2 separate regions of the Homo sapiens genome follow, and region 1 is linked to region 2. The links are chromatin contacts, found by Hi-C or POLR2A ChIA-PET in ENCODE. All regions are on one chromosome and are shown on one strand. The core of a region is the stretch at or near the end of the contact, and the rest is flanking DNA. Distances in the headings are between cores, read along the strand shown. Region 1 overlaps UMAD1 (UBAP1-MVB12-associated (UMA) domain containing 1). Region 2 overlaps ICA1 (islet cell autoantigen 1).

Region 1 (2,700 bases), core at 38-2,537, 300 kb before region 2:
TAAGGAAATGTAAGTGTGTTGTAATAGCTCCCAAACATTTTCTTGTCAATGTTCTTTTTCTAGCAGTTCTTACCACTGGCATTAATAAGGACTTGGCCTTGTATAGGGCGTCTAGCAATTTTTCATAACAACAAATTTGGTGATAAGGATAAATTATTTAGGAAATAGATCTTTCCTGATGAACATTTTAAATTGTTACTGAATGAGCAGCAGCAATCACTTGCATACCTGCACTGAACAGCTAGTCCAGTGCTAAGAGCAATAACTCTCTACAAGTTTGGGGAACAGGTGATTTCTGTTTGACTTTAATTCTTGAATTTATTCATTCAGCATGTAATTTTTAAGCATCTACTTTGATCATAGTTTTGTGTTATCCCTGGCAATGTGGGAGGTAGATAATAAGACACTTAGTGCAAATCATATAAATCCCTGGATAAAAAGTTAAAGCCCATTTTCCTTTTCGTAAATATAAATGGACAAAAAAAGGAATGTGCTGAAACCTGAGCTAGAACTATAGCCACAGTGCTTTAGGTCTCATATAATGAATCTGGCTGAAATAGCACTTTATATTTTTATTTTAAAGAAACATACGTTTCATATTCTGACATGATTTTAAATGTAATGAACGAGCATTTTACAAAACAATTTTGTATACTTTCCTTGATGGAAAATATTATGACACAAAGGTATATGTTAATTTTGTTGTCACCAAACCTAGTAAAACATTAGAAAAAGCATGTAGTATCAGCTTCTGGATCTCCTTGGTCACATAGGATTAAGAGGCAAGGCACCCTCAAGTCATGTGTGACTGACTCATCTCTTTCCTCACATTTAATTATATTCACTAGGAGCTGTCAGAGAGTCTCCTACCTGTCCTCTCCTTTACCTTTCCTGTGCCAGGACCAGAGATCAGGCCCTTATCTTCCCTCATTGGATTTACTACAGAGTCTTCCGACAAACCTTCTTCCTTCTGACTTTTGCCTTTCTGGTCTATTCTTTACACAGCACTAGAGTTTTCTACTTTAAAAAAGAAAAGTTATATTATTTTCCCACCTCTCCCTCAAAAATCTACTATGTTATTTGTTCCTTAAGAGGCATTTGCCAGTGGACCTGCAGGTCTGGCCAAGCCCCTGCTAGGACTGTGTCTACCTTGTACGTTGTGCTGGAATCAACTTGCCATTTCCTAAACATGCGTTGTAATCACACGGCTCTCTGTCTGCTTGCTAAAGATTGAGTGTGGAATACCTTTTTTGTAGCAGCTGCTCTGGAGGTTAGCCCTGCCCTTCATTTCCAGCCTAGAATGTGACTGTTTGCCCTGGAGCCTTTCCAGGTTCTCCCATCAGAAGTTCATTCTCTGCTTGAAGCACGTTCATACTATATTGATTTTTTACCTCTATTAGGTAAAAAATTATATGTTTTGGTTTCTCTCTTTTGTATCTTTCTCTTTCTTTTCCCTTTTTCGTTTCTTTTCTTTCTTTTAACATGCGTGTTTTTCTTCTTTGCTCTGGGTGCCCAAAAACTGTGAGCCAACTTCAAAGTGTGGAAACCACAGTCATACTGATTCTTACCTTCAGCATGTTTTGGTTCATTTTCCTTGTCCCAGACTTTCTATTTCAATGGTTTTCTTTATTCTAATGTCAGATATTGCCTCAGAACCTTTGTAAGAAGAGATACAGTAGGGTTTTGAGTCAATATAAATAAACACATAGACTAAGTTCTATGAATCTTTACTTGCCGATCTTGTATCTTTCAGTACTGGATAAGTGAAGTGAATGTAAATTGAAGCCTGTTTATATCTTCCCATCTTTTTAAGTATCTGCATAGAAAAATTTGTTATTAGTTTTTATGAATAAGCCAATCACCCAAACATTTCCTCATGTGGCTACAAGAATATTTTTTAATTATAAAAAATATACCAGTCCTTAAAATATGTATTTTATTGATAAAAATCAATGCTTGTATTTCTCTGATTCTTAAAGAAGATAATATTACAACAAATACTAATGATATACTTATGCATTTATAAGGAAAATTATTTGTATGAAGTTAGATATTCTTGGCTAGTATTAATTGGATTCTCCTGACTATTAATTTGATGTAAATCCTCAAGAGTTACAGTTAAGGTGACATTAGTTTTACTCTGTTTTAGCCTCTAACCCATATTTTTGTGTTCAGCATGTCCTTATCTTAAAAGTTGCTGTCGCCAGGATATTCTAAGTATCTATATCTTACAGAAATTTATTCTTGTTATATATTTTTGGAAGTACCATTCATTGGTGATGCATCATATCAATTCTCTGTACTCTTAAAAAATTATCTGAAATACTTGATCATAAAATCAAACTAAGGAACAAAGAAGTTCTATTTGTTAGCTCCATTCTGGAGCCTGTCTTTCTGGGTACCTTTCAATGAAAGAAGTCAATGAAAGAAGTCAAAGTGGCCTCTAAATCACAGGCCACTTTTTACTCTTCTGAAATTGGATTACTTAGTTTTGTGTTGTTTTTAGGCTCTTTTTTGTTGATTACGTGAACCAAGCTCCCCATTGAACCTCCCTGGTGACTTGAGTCAGCGTTGAGAGCCCGGAACTGGGAGCCCTGATTCCCTTTGTGGCTTTTTGACAATTACCTAACTTTGCTGTATTTCTTCATTGACACCGTTGGGATAATTGCCTTTCATACCTCGTGGGAGTATTGTGAGATT
Region 2 (2,700 bases), core at 190-2,689:
TAGTCTGTGTTATGGTTTGCATATCTGTCCCTTCCAAAACTCATGCTGATATTTAAACCCTAGTGCGGCAGCTTGAGAGGTGCGGCCTTTAAGAGGTGATTGGGTCATGAGGGCTCTGCCCTCACAAATGGGTTAACCCATTCATGGATTAATGAATTAATGGATTATCATGGGAGTGGGATTGGTAGCTTCTATAAGAAGAGGAACAGAGACCTGAGGGAGCACATTCGGCCCCCTCACTATGTGATGCCCTAAGCCGCCTTAGGACTCAGCAAAAAAGGCCCTCACCAGATGTGTCCCCTCAGAATTGGACATTTTAGCCCCTATAACTCTAAGAAATAAATTCCATTTCTTTCTTTTCTTTTCTTGTTTTTTCTTTATAGAGTCTCACTCTGTCATCCAGGCTGGAGTGCAGTGGTGCAACCATAGCACTCCAGGCTTGAATGCCTTCTGAGTAGCTGGGACTACAGGCACATGCCACCATGCCTGGCTAACTTTTAAAACTTTTGTAGAGATAGGGTTTTACTTTGTTGCCCTCTTGGTCTCAAGTGATCCTCCTGCCTTGATCTCCCAAAGTGCTAGGATTACAGGCATGAGCCCTTTTCCTTATAAATTATCCAGGTGCCAGTATTCTGTTTTATAAGCAACAGAAAGCAAAGTTAGACAGGCTGGCTGTGAGATTACTCATTTACTCAAAGGCCTTCAGTGGCTCCCTGACTACTGGCTAAAGTAACACTCTGTCTAGTGGTATTCAGGATGTCTGCAGTCAAGCACGAATGCAGCCCTTTCAGCTACCCATCAATATAGCCATCTGGAAAGCCTTCATTCAATTTGGCAAAACTTCTCTACTTGCCATTGCTCAAACATATTCTGGGAACCTGATGATTTGTCCCAGTGAGAAAAATCATACTTTTTTTTTTTTTTTTTTTTGCAACCAATAGGAATCTTAGAGATCATCTCCTCTAACTCACTTTACAGATAAGGAAAAAGACCCAGGTTAAATAACCTACCCAATGACACAAAATTTATTAGTTACAGACAATCTTGCTAGGGACCCCAACTCACAGTCAAGGTGTTTTCTCACTGTAGCACTCTGCTTTTACTTCAGAACCTATTAAGGATCTCATGTATAAATTAATATTTAAGCTTTTGTAAAGTGTTGAGGGTTTCTAAGGTCAGATGGCTCCACTGGCAGCCAGGCACCATGCAGGCACCGTGGCAGAAAGGCTGAGATGACAGATCCATTCAGCATGTTTGCCCTGTACTGCCCAAGTTTTCAAAAATAAAAACCCTATGCCCCTGGGAGAACATTCCCTAGGAGAACTGATCCTGAACCAATGAGCAATATCTGTGTGAAAACTCACATAGAGAGGAAGCTCTTTTAAGTTTAGACACGGTGTGGGAAATTGGTGACAGCTCACTCAGGTGGTATTTTTGAACTCATACTGAGTTTCATGACCTCAGCATAAATTAGAACACAGAAGATGGAAGGAAACATAACTACATAGACCGAAAACGAGAGCACAGAAAAGCTGGCAGATAAATGTCACTTAATTTACCTTCATCTGCGTGTGAAACAGGAAGACTCCATCTCTCTGGTTTTCTCCCTCGTCCCCACTCTGGACATTATGACTAATCGTAAAGGCCACACGCTTGCAGTACAGATGAAAAACCCCAAACACCAACACTATCCTCACATCGCCCAAAGAGAGTAGGGGGAAGATAGGGAGGAAAACACCTTACGAAAATGGCTAACAAGAAAAACATATTCTATATTATAACAAACTGTACTTGTTTGGAACTCAAGAACACTGCTTCTAAGAACTTCGCTCTGATGAAAAATGATATAGATTATAATAAGAACAGAGAGAGGAAAAACAACTCCTACTCCCTGAAAAACAAAACAAAACAAAAAACAAACAACAAACCAACAGCACTGGACCCTGAGTAGGCACTAAAAAAAAAAAATTCTTGTTCATGATCCCTAAGCTTGCTACTCCATTTCACCAGTAGATGTTAGAAGACAAGTAATCTTACTGAAAAACATAAAACCTAGGGCAGGGATAAATATTTATAGACTCTTTATAGAATTTTTTTTATTTTTTTTTGAGACAGAGTGTTACTCTGTTGCCTAGACTGGAGTGCAGTGGTGCAATCTCGGTTCACTGCAACCTCCGCCTCCCGGGTTCAAGCGATTCTTCTGCCTCAGCCTCCAGAGTAGCTGGGATTACAGATGCCCATCACCAGGCCTGGCTAATTTTTGGATTTTTAGTAGAGACAGGGTTTCATTATGTTGGCAAGGCTGGTCTCGAACTCTTGACCTCAAGTGATCCGCCCATCTTGTCCTCCCAAAGTGCTGGGATTACAAGTGTGAGCCACCGCGCCCGGCCAGAATCTTTATAGAAATCTTTATAAGGGTAAATCTATAGAGAGCACTACAGGCTACAGGATGATCAGCTAAGAACAGTATTTGGTTAAAAAAAAAAATGTACCAAAGCCAGCAGTACATCCCAGGATGCTGAGGAAGACAGAGAGGAGGGAAAGTTCATGAGAAAAGAGAAGGCGCTTTTTAGAACTTGCCACTTCGTATGCGAGGAAGCAGTCAGATCCCTAGTCAGTAATATATGGACAACTGCAGGAGACAATTCTGAGTGACTCAGGAGGAACTCAGAGGTAAACATGTATGACTGCTGTGGGCTA

What was found. Hi-C counts contacts between places; a loop is a spot of excess contacts on that map. ChIA-PET counts read pairs that join two places held with the same protein, here RNA polymerase II (POLR2A). Pooled maps may share reads with other maps.
Region 1: a pooled map shows a loop between it and region 2 (4-fold over the local background). The contact joins two enhancer-like sites. A Hi-C loop is called at or near these places in 1 of 168 maps with a recorded cell type or tissue (natural killer cell), 11 of 37 single-sample maps with no recorded cell type and 6 of 50 pooled maps. POLR2A ChIA-PET finds 5 or more read pairs at or near these places in 3 of 52 experiments (GM12878, activated CD4-positive, alpha-beta T cell and activated CD4-positive, alpha-beta memory T cell).

What each region holds. Positions count from the first base shown.
Region 1 is chr7:7,829,049-7,831,748 of GRCh38, forward strand. All of the region lies in intron 3 of UMAD1 (UBAP1-MVB12-associated (UMA) domain containing 1), which reads left to right. Among named protein-coding and RNA genes, the nearest start is that of RPA3, 110 kb to the left of the region's middle. Within about 2 kb of position 1,288, at least 3 of the 41 ENCODE cell types and tissues checked have a DNase peak (open chromatin) inside an H3K27ac peak, as active enhancers do.
Region 2 is chr7:8,132,937-8,135,636 of GRCh38, forward strand. All of the region lies in intron 12 of ICA1 (islet cell autoantigen 1), which reads right to left. Among named protein-coding and RNA genes, the nearest start is that of ICA1, 130 kb to the right of the region's middle. RefSeq lists a silencer at 728-777 and an enhancer at 1,488-1,617. Within about 2 kb of position 1,440, at least 5 of the 41 ENCODE cell types and tissues checked have a DNase peak (open chromatin) inside an H3K27ac peak, as active enhancers do.